Regions from separate parts of the Mus musculus genome. Here region 2 is linked to region 1. The links are chromatin contacts, found by Hi-C or POLR2A ChIA-PET in ENCODE. All regions are on one chromosome and are shown on one strand. Each heading gives the region's core, a stretch centred on a gene start or an enhancer-like site at or near the end of the contact. The rest is flanking DNA. Distances are from core to core; before and after follow the strand shown.

Region 1 (6,603 bases), core at 2,301-4,800:
GAAAACAAAAATGGAGGGCTCAGGTTAAAAATATTTCGAGAATTACTGTACCTAAAGAGTGTACTTCACCCAGTTTTCTTGGGTTGAATATTAACGTATGCCCTTTTATTCCATTTTCTTGATTTAAATATACATGTATGTTTATATTTAAATTTTTTTCTAGTGTATAGAATTATGCAGTATTTAGTTTTGAGCCATTTACTGTAATATAAATATTGGTCTAATCGCTGTAAACTATTTTTCCTATATTTTTCTTTGCCCCTATTGAATTCTTTTCTTATTTTGAATTATAATCCAAATTTAATCTTCTTTATTGTAATATATTCTCCTTATTTGAGAATTAGGAAGGCTAGAGAATAGAGTGTGCCAGAGGAGCGCAGTGCCTCATCTTTGGCTGAAGCAGTTTCTTGCAGTCTTGTTCATTTATCAGGGGTCAGAGAGGCAAACAGCAAGTGATATTTTGTGAGCTTCCTTTTGATAGCTCCAGTGCATGCAGTAAGGTATTCCACACAGAACTCCGAGTGCTTAGAAACACTAGATGACTCAGACAAGGGAGAACTTTTCTGATATTCTTAGACAGTGTGAGAAAACATATGAATAATCTGTTCATATGACTATAGGAATCTGCACACACATGTTCTGAACTTTGGAGGGAGATTACAGTGAGTGACCTATTCCACAAGAGGCTACTGTGATTGAATGAGATGCCCTAAAGTAATTCTCATGAATTTCTCTGAAGAAAATGAACAGCACATCTGTAATCGTGCACTGGGGGGGGGGGGGGGAGGAGAGAGGACATTTTAGACGTTCGAAAGTATATTCAGCAAGGTGTGGGGGTGCATATACCCTTGGAGGATCAAGAGTTTGGGTTAACCTGGGCTACCTAGTGAAACTATAGATTTATTGTGTGTGTGTAAAGCAGAAAGCTAGACGTCACTAATTTTACTTGTGCAGAACTAAGGCATGAGAGGGCAACTATCAGGGTAGCGTCACCCCTAGGCTCTCGGCTACAAGGTTCCTTTCTACAGAGTTCTGCCTTTGTTTCATCCAAACGCCACTCATTTCCAAAGGAATGGTGGCTGGAATGTCTTAACACAGAGTTAAACCAAAGCTGTGGTTGCACCAGGAAGAGCATCATTCAAGTTCTGTGCCGGACTCTGCTTTTCCCACAGCAGAATTCCTAAAGGAAATTCTACTGAGTTGAGTCATCCTGGTTGAGATCTGTTCCCAGAATCCAGAATTGATCCGTTGTGCTCCCCCTAGTGGGTAGCAGCGCAACTGCAGGGTTTCCTAGACCCTGTCAACCACACCCTGACACTTTCTCGCTTGATGTTAACTATGATTTGTATGTATGTATGTATGTAATTTAGTATTTAGTTTTTGACTGCTCTCTAAGACGGACTTTCTGGATACGAAAGTTGGAAGCTTTCAGGCTGTGCAACAGCACATGCTAAAGATGACAAAAGCTGGCAGCCCCGCAGCCTCTCTTCCTAACACCTATCTTTCTTTTTCTTTCTTTCTTTCTTTCTTTTTTTTTTTTTTTTGTTTTTGTTTTTGTTTTTGTTTTTGTTTTTCGAGACAGGGTTTCTCTGTGTAGCCCTGGCTGTCCTGGAACTCACTCTGTAGACCAGGCTGGCCTCGAACTCAGAAATCCGCCTGCCTCTGCCTCCTGAGTGCTGGGATTAAAGGCGTGCGCCACCATGCCCCGTTCCTAACACCTATCTTAAGCAGCTTATTATCAAAATTGCACTGCTGTGGCTCACTGCACCTAGGAATGCCCAGAGTACCTGAACCTTCTTCTGGAGATAAGTTCTTTCTAAAGAGTCTGAAGGAGAGAAAACTATTGGTAAGTTAGGGGGGGGGGGGGGGGGAAACACCAAACACCACAGCCTAGAAACAAGTGTTTACACAACATGCTCTTCCTATCAGAACTAAAATCTAGCTGCCTTATTAGTGTGTCACATGATAGCAGGAGAGTTGGCACGGAGGACTCGCTAGACTGGGGAGGAGGTTCCAGGCCTATAGATGCTCCTTTCTTCTTTCCCTTAGAACAGAGGGCTCAGATGGGAAGGTTTTGCCCATGTGGAGCAGCGGCTGAAAGAGAGGGCACGGCCCACACCATCGCCCTTTTGCATGATGGGAACAGTGACAGCAAGGAAAACCCCACTGTGAAAGGACGCAGTGAGATCCTTTTAAAACGCAACCTAAACACCCAACGTTCCAGGGAAGCTTCCCCTTGACAGAAATATGTGAAAAAGAGGGAACCACACCAACTATCTCTTTCTCAACCAGCACCAAAGCTCTTCCTTCAAGTGTTCAGGGTCTCATCTATCTCCTTTCACCTCATAACCTGTTGGTGCTGGGCCCTAGGTACCCTGTGTGATGAAAAGGGGAAGAAGGAAACAATAAGTAGGAAGTGATGAAAGACTGACACACCAAAGCAGGGGTCCGCAAGCTTTCTGTTGCTGTTATTTGCAATAAAGGGACAGCTGTGGATATTTTTTAGCTCTTTATGCTCCATAAGATCTTATCACTCTTGCCATAGTCAGGCAGCAAGGGTGAGGATACATAAAGCAAAAGGGTGTGGCGGTGCCTGTAAACTCTATACATTTGATTTTCATGCCATTCTCATGCATTACAAGGGATTCTTTTCCTTTTGAATGTCTTCCAACCATTTAAAAACATAAAAATCTATAATTAGTTTGGGACTAGGGCAAAAACGCACTTGGGCCTCTCTCCAACATTTGCTGATCCTCTTTGAAGAGTCAAAGGAAGGGGTAGATTTTGGAGGGGATGTGAATTACTGGAAACATTTTTTAAAGAAACGAGGGGAACTGAAGTAGCAGGTAGGAGACAGGCAGGTGATGTAGGGAGTGGCTAAAAAGATGGCTGGGAGTGGAGTAAGGGGGAGAGGAAAAGAGCGAGCTGGGAGGGACTGGCCTCCTCCCACATTCCTGTCTGTGGTTCCAATGGCTGCAACAGGCTCCGGTTTCTCATCTGTATGTCTTGGCTGTTTGCCTGCGGTTTCCCCGCAGCTGAGTCCCCCAGAATTCAGGAAGGCTACGTTCTGAACCGCTTTCTTTCTAGTCTTCATGAACGCCTAGCGACGCTGCCCCAAGTTCTCACTGAGTCTGCAGCTCTCTGGCGGCCGCCACTGGTTGGGTTCAGGGGCTCACGGCCCCAGGGAGTCTAGCGGCCGCACCCAGCCCGGGCTCAGGCCAGTTAGGCAGCCGCACCCAGCCTAGAACTTATTTTGCCCGGGAGAACAAAAGACCGCCGTTTCTCCCCACAGGCTGTTATTAGGGTGTAATTTTAGGGCTTCCTCGTGCCCTCCACTCTTCTCTAATTGCCTCCCACAGTTTCATCTTCCCGATCCATTTTCTGCCACGTCCACACGTTAGTCCAAGATACACCCAGCCAAGAGCATGCGTAGCTCTTTGTTGTTTTCATTAAAAAGAAAAAAATCTAAAAAGTTCAAAAACTTATGCTTACCAAGTTGAGGAGCGAGGTCCGGCTGCGACTGTGGCTGACGGTGGCTGGGACAGGAGTGGCGGTCGGGGTCCGGGTCCCGCCCCTCAGCCTGACTCAGGCTGTGCCCGCCCCGGCCCCCGCCCCTCCGCAGGCCTCGGCCTGTCCCCATGTCGGTGCTCTAGACTCAGCTCACTGGTTGTAGTCCCTGTGACTCAACAGGTCTCTGTTCCTCTCTCCCTGGAATCTCAAAGATTTTTGGCTTTAGGGGAAGTCATGCCCCTAGCTCTTTTTCTATGCACGTGTCCATTTGCAGTTCAGGTCAGATAAGCAGAAAGAATGTGAGTCGTGCTCATCAAGTAGGTCCCTAGGAGCTGGGGCTGTCCTGCTACACTGAAGAAATTTAATAAACAGTTGTGATTTTTTAAATTTTTCTGACACGTGGTATTCCTGAGTAGCTAAAGCTGACTTTGATTCTCTATGTAGCACAGGCTAGCCTCAAACTTAGGACCCTCCTACCCCCGCATCCCAAGTGCTGGATTATAGGTGTGCACCATCTGGCCTACCTAAGGGCAGTGATTATTGCCAACAGAATATTGGTGATTATTGTCTAGAGATAATTTTCACCCTGCTTTCAAGTTTTAAAATGACAGTTAAGAAAACTCTTGCAGCTAAACATCTCCCTGTGCAAGTGCGGCATTTTCCTGTCTGTGTTTCAATAAAGTTGGGAATTGTATGACAAACTTCCAGCTTCTAATCCTTGGTCCACAACATCACTGCAGCACTTTTGGCAAGTACTGGCCCCTCTGAGCTTCCATTTTCCCATCTATAAACAAGCCATGCTGCCTTCACCACTTAGTAAAGGCACGTAGAATGTCTATCACATAGAGTGATGCCCTTAAGGAGACACCCCCCGCCCCAAAAAAAAGAACAACTTGCAGAGTAGATGTGAATAGGGCATTGTGTGAATGCTTCCTGGTTTCTGCTCCCCCAATTTCACCAGTCACAGTTCCTGTCTCTTGTTTAGGAACCCTTGAAGTCAGACATGGTGGCCCTTGCCTATAATCTCAGCATGTGCAAGGCTGAAGAGGGAAGACTACTGCAAGTTCAAGGCCAGCCTGTGGCCTACCTAGTGAATTCCAGAACGGCTTGGGTTACAGAGTAGGATTTTGTCTCATAAGAAAATTAGAATCCAAACCAAAACAAACACTCTTGTGTTTCCAACAATAATTCAAAAAATAATTAGATCCACCCTCTTTCCATTTCTGCCGATGATGTGACCATTTTCCCATTTTCCTTATTTGAAAACATTAGCACCATGTTTTTAAAAAAATTACTTTCTTACACGATTTTCTAAAATCATGGCCCTTGGAATTTCAGCTTACTGTGTGCTTGGACCCACCTGTCCTTCTTCCACACCTGCACTGATAGAGTTTACATCCCCACTCCCTTTTTCCATTGATTTTGCAACTGGGCCCTTGCCCTCCAATAAAAACATATTTAATCAATAAAAACACATTTTCCCAATGTGCAATTTTGATTGATTAACTGCTTACTTTAGAACAAAACACACAATAAAAGAAACAAAGTAACTTACTAATACTTTTATACCAAACCAAACTGCTGGGGACAGAAAGATGGCTCAGAGGGTAAGGGTGCATCCTCCAAGCCTGTTAACCTGGATTTGATCCCTGGAACCCAAATAGTAAAAAAAGAGAACCAATTTCTACATGCTGACCTTAAACCTCCACATGTGTGTTATGGTGAGTGCCCCCCTAATAATTAATAGCAAAATAAATATTTTTTAAAACCCAAATTTCTTGGCCTCTTTGTGTCCCTGAATAACCTGTTCAGCCTTAATGAATAAGCTAAAATATCAACTATTCCTTTGATTGCATTTGAGAACCTACTAATTGCCAAGCATTGTTCTGGGATCTGCAAATATAAACACTAGTGTGCTACAGTGCCTGCCTTTGAGAACCTCCATGAACAGATGTCACACAGATGTTACTGGGGCATTGTAGATGGCACTAGGATTAGTTAAGATCTTAAATCTATGTGGGAAGTTTTCTGTATGAGGGATTGCTTTTTCTAGAGGAAGAACTGTAGCTTTCGCCAGATTCTCAAAAAAAAATCTATAATACAAGTTATTAAAGAGCCATAAGTCTAAGTTACTCTATACCCTACTCCTGGGCATGTCCACATCATAATCTCTTTAAAGGGAATATACCTCACTTACAGCCTCTGCTGAAGGGGTAGACTCGGTGACCAAAGTTTGCATGATTTGACCTTGTGCCCATTGTCATAACTGATTGTACTCAAGGCCATCCAGTACATAGGATGGCAGTGGCAAAGGCTTCATGATAAGATGAGATGGGACATATCAGGCCTCTATTCTTGCTTGGAAGCTGGAATTTGGATCACATACAGACTTTGAGGCATAGAGAGAACTAGAAAGTCAGGACAAATTGGAAATACGAACAAGACACCAAGAATAAATGGGAACTGGGAGATTTAGAAAGAAGCATGCCATGCGGCAGAGAGAAGAAAATAAGTCAGCTGGGAACTGAGAATAAAGAAGGCTCCTGTGGGGCTGAATAAACCCTGAGGAGCTCTGGACCAAGTAAATGTGAAGTGTTCAGGACTAGTTGGGTGGTTAGCCTCATCTAGGGTTGCCTGTGGTCACTTTCCAGGGCAGGCTGATGGGGCCCAGTGCTAGGTTCAAACCAAGCTTTTTGGAAAAAGGTAGTCAGACCAAGGTTGGCAAATAATGAGTCAATCAAAAGGGCTAAGGTGTGTGTGTGTGTGTGTGTGTGTGTGTGTGTGTGTGTGTAGCTAAGTTGGCAACAAGAAACAAGAATGAGATAATGGTGAATGATAGGACAAATCAGGAAATAAATGTGGGAATTTCCAGAGTCCAGGGTAATTCTCATATATATGCAACCTGTTCTCCTCTTTGTGGACTGAATGAATCCTTAAGTATGCATTCAGGAGTGTGATAAATGTACTGACAGGATTATGACCAGCTACAGCGGCATTGCCGGAAAGGAAGTGAGTAATCTACTCTGGGAGGATAAGGGGAGTGTCATAGACATTCAAAAATGGGTAAGAAGTTGCCAGTTGATGGATACCATG
Region 2 (7,078 bases), core at 2,283-4,782, 35 kb before region 1:
CAAGAATCAAAACAACAAACAAACACGTGTAACAGAAATGTGAAAATGCTGTTCTCCTGGATAAACAAATGCATCATATTGTCCTTCTCTGGCAGAGTGGTCCTAACCAATCCCCCATTGCGTGCATTATAGGGGTCACTACGCTCTATAATCAGTTACTAGAATGAAAGCTTTTCAGGAACTTGAATCTGGCATCTCTACTCCACCTAACACCCCCCCAAACTTCACTCCAGATGGGGTGGGCCTTCCCCTTCTGATTGGGTAACACGTTATCATGAGGGCACTGGTCTGAGAGTTGGGGAAACCTACCTGATATATTTAGTCGGATACACCTGTTCACCTGTCTGCCTCGCCTCCAGAACTGTCTTAGTTAAGAACCACATATTATTCTGCTTTAGTTGAGACCACTAGATGACATTTGTTAAATGAATGACTCAAAGTAGAGGAGATACAGATGAAATTGTCTTTAGGCAGTTGACAGCTCAGAGCACAGCAGCTAAAGGATGAGTTCTGGGAAGGGGGGGGGGGGGTGGAGCCCTCAGCAGGGTTCACCTCTGAATGGAATGGCAGAGTATAGAGTACATTCCAGAAACAAAGGGATAAACTAAGTGTCCTGTTAAGCAGGTCTGGTCAGATCCACAGGCTTCTCACTTCTGCAGTTTCTCTTGGTTTCATTCATCACACCAGCCACTGCTTGGCCAGCTCTGCAGGAAAGACCCAGGCCTTACCCACTCACCTTTTACTGAACCGTTTTTATTCTGATGTCCGCCTACACCCTTCACGTTAGCCTGAGCAACCTGTCTTAACTGTCTCTTCCTCTGAAGGAAACAATTCCTGTTTTTGTTTCCTTTACAGCAAACACCTACTTTGCACACATTTCCTATGGTGTTCAATTCCAACAATGTTCTTATTTTCTGTCGGTCTTTAAGAGAGGGGCGTAGGGTGGGAATCCCTCTTCCTAAGCAATCCCAAATGTCTGTTCTGGACCTATGCCCAGGTCTAGGCTACAAATCTCAGAAGCTGGAGGCCTGATTTACTTTGTTCATCTGTATTTTTTCCATATCTTAATTTTCTTGAAGCCACCCAGAATTAATTAGGGTGTCAGTGAACACAAACATCCATTATTTTAAAACGTTTGTAGAGTTTCTGTTCTTTTGTTTAGGAGAATTTGAAGACCAATCCTTTTTTTTTTTTTTTAATTGAATCCAGAGGACATTTTTGAATCTGACCCTTACAGTATATTTGGGGTAGGAATGAAATGAAAACAATGGATTTTAGCTCAGACTTTCTCACCAACTAAAACTTGCATACTACAGACATGGTCTGCTAAAGGAAGCTCCAGATGCAATTCAATAGGAAGAAAGAACTCTAGCTCAACCAAGAGCATCCATTTTTCCATGAGGGGTTGTCATGAGTCAGCAACCCAACCAACAACATCAGCTACATGGACAAGTGAGAATTATTTAGTTGAAGGGTTGAAAGTTGTCTTTAAAAGTCAATCAGTCCCTCCCTGCCTCCCTCCAGGGGTGGTGGTCCTGAAGAGCTAGACCCTCACACTGCCAAGCCTGTTACTCCCTTTGCTTTTGAGGTGTGATTCCTAAGTTGTGAATCCTGAGAGCCCATCTTTCCCCAGCACTGTGAGCATTAATTTATTTCATAATTCTGAAAGAATCCTATTGTTCTCTTAGCTAGGCTTAAATGAATGGAATGTGTCCAAGGCATATCAAATACTTATGTATTTGCTGGGAGGTGGGGAGACATGACTCCATGACACACTCTCTCTCTCTCTCTCTCTCTCTCTCTCTCTCTCTCTCTCTCCTGTCAGTAGAAAGCAGGGAGGTATCCAGCCTCAGCCCCACCCAGCCCAGGGCCTGACCACATTGGGGTGACTGCTCAGAGGCTGGCCAGAGGCCAGGCATAAGAGGACAACGGCCCATTTGATGTTGTATTTAGGAAAAGCCAGGGAACAGCATCACTCAGAAATTAGGGGAACCCAAATAACTGCTCTATGCCAAGCAGACCAAAAACAAACAAACAAACAAACAAACAAACAAACAACACTACTCTTAGACTGTCAGTGACAGTGCATAGGCAATGGGAGGAGGACTAAGGTAAATGAAATTTCAGGGAGTTATATGAACTCCTCCTTCCTGCTCCAACGTCGGGCATTATCGTTTGCAATTTGCTGAAACACACCGAAGGCAAGCTCTCTGACAGAGAGTTTCTACCTAATTTGAAGTATAACATGCAAAAATCCACTCCTGGAAGCTGAAACTGAAGCTTGGGGAATGGGGGGGGCGGGGGGGAGAGAGACAGACTTGGAATGGTTCTGCCAGTCTAATTACTGCCCTTCCAGGCAGCTCAGACAAGAAACCCCTCCTGCAGGTTGGTGGCCAGTTAGTTGTGACTCATTTCCTCTTGGAAAATGCCCTGGAAGATGGCACAGTTCCTCTTTTCCTTCAGGGAGCGATCTGTTCAAACCATCCACAGAGAATCAGCAACCAGCTAGGCCACACCCAAGGTCTCACAGCTGAGTCACAGGCCACAGATCACTAGGAGAATCCAGGAACCCTTTGTGCTAGCCCCACCCTGCAGAATGTGTCTGGCTTTCCTGGGGTGGGGGGTGGGGGTAGGAAAATGAGGGAGGTGGGTCCTGTGGATTTCAGAATGTGGATCCGGGCTCTGCTGGTCTGTCACATTTCTGTTTTGCTTGCCACCCACTCAGCAATTTCTCCAGAGTCCTCCCAGGCAGGGCTAGGAAAGAGGTCAGTCATTCCTGTTGCCAAGCTCAGGCCGTGAAGCAGGTACGTCCCTCTCACTGCACCACATGAAAATTAATCCCAGACTGAAGATTCTTCACCAAGCCTGCTCTCTCGTTCCATCTCTCTCTGGTTCCCTTTATTTAATCCGAGTAGCTAGAGGAACACTTGGTAGAGAGACAGAAAGTCCTACTTTAAAGATCCTTCCGAAGCAACCTGGAATTTGCACTGAGGCTAAGGCAACAAGCAGAGCAGGGTCCTTCAGAAAGGGAATCCTCCAGCTGCCAAGCCTCCAGTCCTCCCTGGCCAAAGCGGCTCAAACAGCCTGAGCTCTGCCTGTAGCCTGAAGCTTCATGGAACTGCCAACTAGGACAGAGCGCAAGCAGGTTCTGCTAAACTCCAGTTAACTCTAAGACTAGTTGCAAAGTAGAAAAGATGAGAATGAAGAACCACATGCCGAAAAGGAGAACAGAACAGCGGCTCCAACGCCAGGATGGGGTAGCTCCAGACAAGACTGGCCTCCGCCCCAGCGAGTCTGGGGGCATCCGAAGCAGTGTGCGAGCTGGAGGGGTGGCCCCACCCAGGCTCGCGGGGCGCGGCTCCTCGCGAAGCCTGGCTGGAGGCCGAAGCAAGCGGGTGTGGGGTTCCCAGAGGGCAGATATTAGGTGCGGGACTCACCTGGGCCCCGAAGCGCAGCAGTCCTTGGAAGAGCTGGGCACACCACGATGAGGCTAGTGCCGAAGACCGCGCGTCTTTGTACGCGAGGCGGGTACAGAGGGCGGAGGCGCCCCGGAGCGGGAGGAGCCTGGAGGGCAGGCATCTGCCCTCCCCACCCATCCCTCCCTTCCTGCCCCCCACCCCGCCCCACCAGCGCTCTCTCTCTCTCTCTCTCTCTCTCTCTCTCTCTCTCTCTCTCTCTCTCTCTCTCTCTCTCTCTCTCCTTCTCTCTCCAAAACACAAGGCAACACACACGCACACACACACCCTTCCCACTCTGCCAACAGACTAACTTTGCCCGTCCCCAGGGACAGCCCTATTGTAAACGTCCCTGCGGAAGAATGCTCTTAGTATTTCAGGGCATTCTCATCCAGGGCCGTGCCCTTCCTCTCAGGTTTGATTTTAGAAAGTGGGTGAGTGTAGAAATAAGAATCCAGCCGTCTCGGGAGGCACAATGGCCAGAACCAGAGCCAAGAGCCTCTGCGAGAACCTGCAGGGTTAGGAATAATTTCCTAGATAAGCAGGAGGAACGCTTCTACACCTAGCTTGCTCTAGGACCTGGTCTTGGGGTCGCCTGTGTTGAGTGCAGAAGCAAGGCCCCTGGGCTTCAGCCTAGCCTTGCCACCACTGAGTGGTGAGGATCAGGGCGTGTCCTAGTGCTTGTCAGCTTCAGGAGCTTCTTTGTTACAGGGTTCACCTTTCCTGGTACAGTTTGTGATTTTGCTTGGTCGATAGTTTCAGCTGTGGCCAATATTACTAAGATCTGTTTCGGAGCCCCCTTCTTGACTCTACTTGGCTCTAAAAAGCTCTTTGGAAGAAACTTCTGGAAGATATTTAGAGACGACTGAAGTGTATCCTAACTGACAACCACACCCTTCCCTGATACTTAACATTATTTGTGGTTTGGGATTAAATGCAGTTATTGGTGACACAGCCCAGTCCCTAGCACTGGGGTTTCCCCTGTTCCCAGGGGAAGTCCTAGAAAGGATGAGAGATTCCAAAGGGATAAACAGAATTAGGGAATTCTCTATGCGCCACCACGTGACAGTCTCGGCAGAGGTCAGGAAAATCCAACTTGGATCAGCTCTGTTTTCTCCAGGGTCTCTGAAACCTCAGTTCTGGCTCTTCAAAAGCAGTTTTTCCTTCCAAATCTTCCCACAGGCCTCCCCAGGTCGTCGCAGCTGTGGAGGAAATCTCAGGGAAAATGTGATCGAATTTAGAATACTCCTACTCACTGGTTTTCTGGGGCATGAGCCTTAGAATGTTTAGTTTGTGCTAGAGCCTGTTGATTCAGAGATGGGGAATCAGTTTCTTCTTTCAAAGAGCGCCGAGGTTTCTGAAGATATTGTAAACAATTCCCTATGGTTGATGAGCAGTACAAGAATGTTGGACAGGGGCTTCTAAGGCCCCATAGTGGGGCAACAGTCTGATTCACAGAGGAAGCAACATTTGATAAGAACTCAACAATTAATCATTGTGATTCTTTAATCTGAAAATCTATTATAACCTTTTGGGCAGGTATAGAGGTATAGAGGTGTCGGAGTGCTTTTTAAAAAGTTATTGTGTGTCTGTGCATGTGCCTCCATGTACATGTGTGCCAGAGCACATACGTGGCACTGTGAGAACAGTTTTCAGGAGTCAGTTCATTGGTGTGGAATTTGGAGCTAGAACTCAGGTCATCAGGCTTACACAAGAGCACCTTTACCCTCAGAAACCCCATTGACCCAAATACCACATTCCCTTTGTGGAGGGTTTGGAAAACAGCAGCTAAAACAATAATTATTTATAAATGTATGGACCAAATAATAACTATTTTCATGTATTTTGTTCTAGTCCTATACATATGGTTATATTGATTTTTTTATATTGATTTTTTTTTAGATTGACAGTATCCTCTTTTGTTCCTTAGTATTCATTCTCTCCCCACCCCTCAATATTTTTGAGGTGCCAGGCTTAATCGGGATTGAGCCCAGGTCTTCTCACATGCTAGGTAAGTCCTCTACTACTGAGTTCTATCTCTGGCCCACTTTTGCTTTTTCTGTGTCGCTGTTTATCAAGATCACCATGATCACTCACTCGTTTCCCCCCTTTTCGTTCCTTTAGTGATTTTTTTTTTCAATCTGCTAGCAAGGCTGTAGGATTCTGGAGTCCTAGTGGGTGCCGCCCCACAAAGATGCTGAGGGCACATGATGAACAGAGCCAGCAGGATAGACACTATAGCAAGTGCTCTCTCACTAACTCCCCATGAAGCTCCTTAGCTGCTCTGTGAACTGAAGGTCCATGAAACTTCAGCTCCACTGCTAAAGATGGGTGTGGTGAGGCATGTTTTTAATTCTTGCACTTGGGAGGCAAAAAAATTGTGCATTTGAGGCCAGCCTGGCCTATATAGTGAGACTGTCAAAAAAAAAAAAAAAATTAAAACCAAAACCTCTCTCTCCAGGAAAAATGTACCCAGCCAAGTTCTTTCTGCAGGAAATGGCTATGCCTTGTTAACCACATGGACAAAGTGAAACCAACCCTACTTCCCTACTAACAGTTGACTGGAGCAGAGACCAGTTCTGTAGGCTGTACAGATTTCTTCACGGTACAGGGCACAACACAGAGTACTACACAGAAGGAAACTGTAACTTCCAGGAGCCATGAACACTTCACCCCATCAATATCTCCGACAGATTGGTCCTAGACACAGAGAGAGCAGGCACTGGAGGAACAGGGCTGGGTGCAGTGTGGCCCCTGGAATAAAGAGGAAGTAACTTACAAGTTGTCCACCAGGCACCTTCCAGTGTGCAGAATGCTACCAGCAGGAGAGTTGCTTTACTGGCAATGCAACACTAGAGATTCTTCCACCTTCTCCAAGAGGCATAGTAATAAAATCCCAATACCAGTGCTCAATTTCTCTTCCACGGGGTAGAACTGTTTCTGGGAAATAGCCACTCAACCAAGGATTAATTTCCTAGCACCTCTTGCATCTGGCTGGGACTATGTGACTAGTCATCCCTGGAATGAGATTACAAGTCAGGTGAGTCATTTCCATATTCAGGCAGCAAAGGTGACTTCTCTATGTTTCTTCTTTATGTCTGCCAAGACTCCAAGGCTCTTGGGGTAGAAGAACCACAGCTGGGAAGAGCCTCGATCCCCAAATCAATACAAGGAAGAAAATTGCTTGTTGACCAAGAACCCATCGCTGGGCAAGTTGGGCTGAGGAGGGGGATAAAAAAAAGCCCCAAGAATTAGGGTCTTTTGCTACAACATAACCCGAGTAAATGGAGTAACATTCTTTTGAGTGCTAGTATTTTGGGCAGCACAGGGTCATTGACCAATCTGTCCTAGATACTGATAGGGTGAAGTATTCATAGCTCCTGGAAGTTACAGTATTTTCTTTGTGTGTCGTATCTTTGTGCCCTGTACCATGAAGAAACCTGTACAGCCTAGTCTAACATTCTGTCATCTACCAGATACTAGGTAAGCATAAATCATAGCTGAAGAAACTTTATTCATCAATTTCAATGCCCTTGGAGGAGTCATAGCAGTCAATCCTGCAGGTTCAGTGCTCTTCAGTTACACTGATCTGGTCAAGCCTTTTGTTTTGTTTTGTTTTGTTT

The links. Hi-C counts contacts between places; a loop is a spot of excess contacts on that map. ChIA-PET counts read pairs that join two places held with the same protein, here RNA polymerase II (POLR2A).
Region 2: POLR2A ChIA-PET joins it to region 1 with 183 read pairs in Patski. The contact joins the promoter of S100a10 here to the promoter of S100a11 in region 1. A Hi-C loop is called at or near these places in 4 of 37 maps with a recorded cell type or tissue (heart and regulatory T cell). POLR2A ChIA-PET finds 5 or more read pairs at or near these places in 4 of 5 experiments (Patski and embryonic stem cell).

Annotation. Positions count from the first base shown.
Region 1 is chr3:93,517,443-93,524,045 of GRCm38, reverse strand. It overlaps S100a11 (S100 calcium binding protein A11), which reads right to left and starts at 3,550. Exons shown (of 3, transcript NM_016740.3): 1 at 3,493-3,550.
Region 2 is chr3:93,551,571-93,558,648 of GRCm38, reverse strand. S100a10 (S100 calcium binding protein A10 (calpactin)) reads right to left here and starts at 3,532. Exons shown (of 3, transcript NM_009112.2): 1 at 3,438-3,532.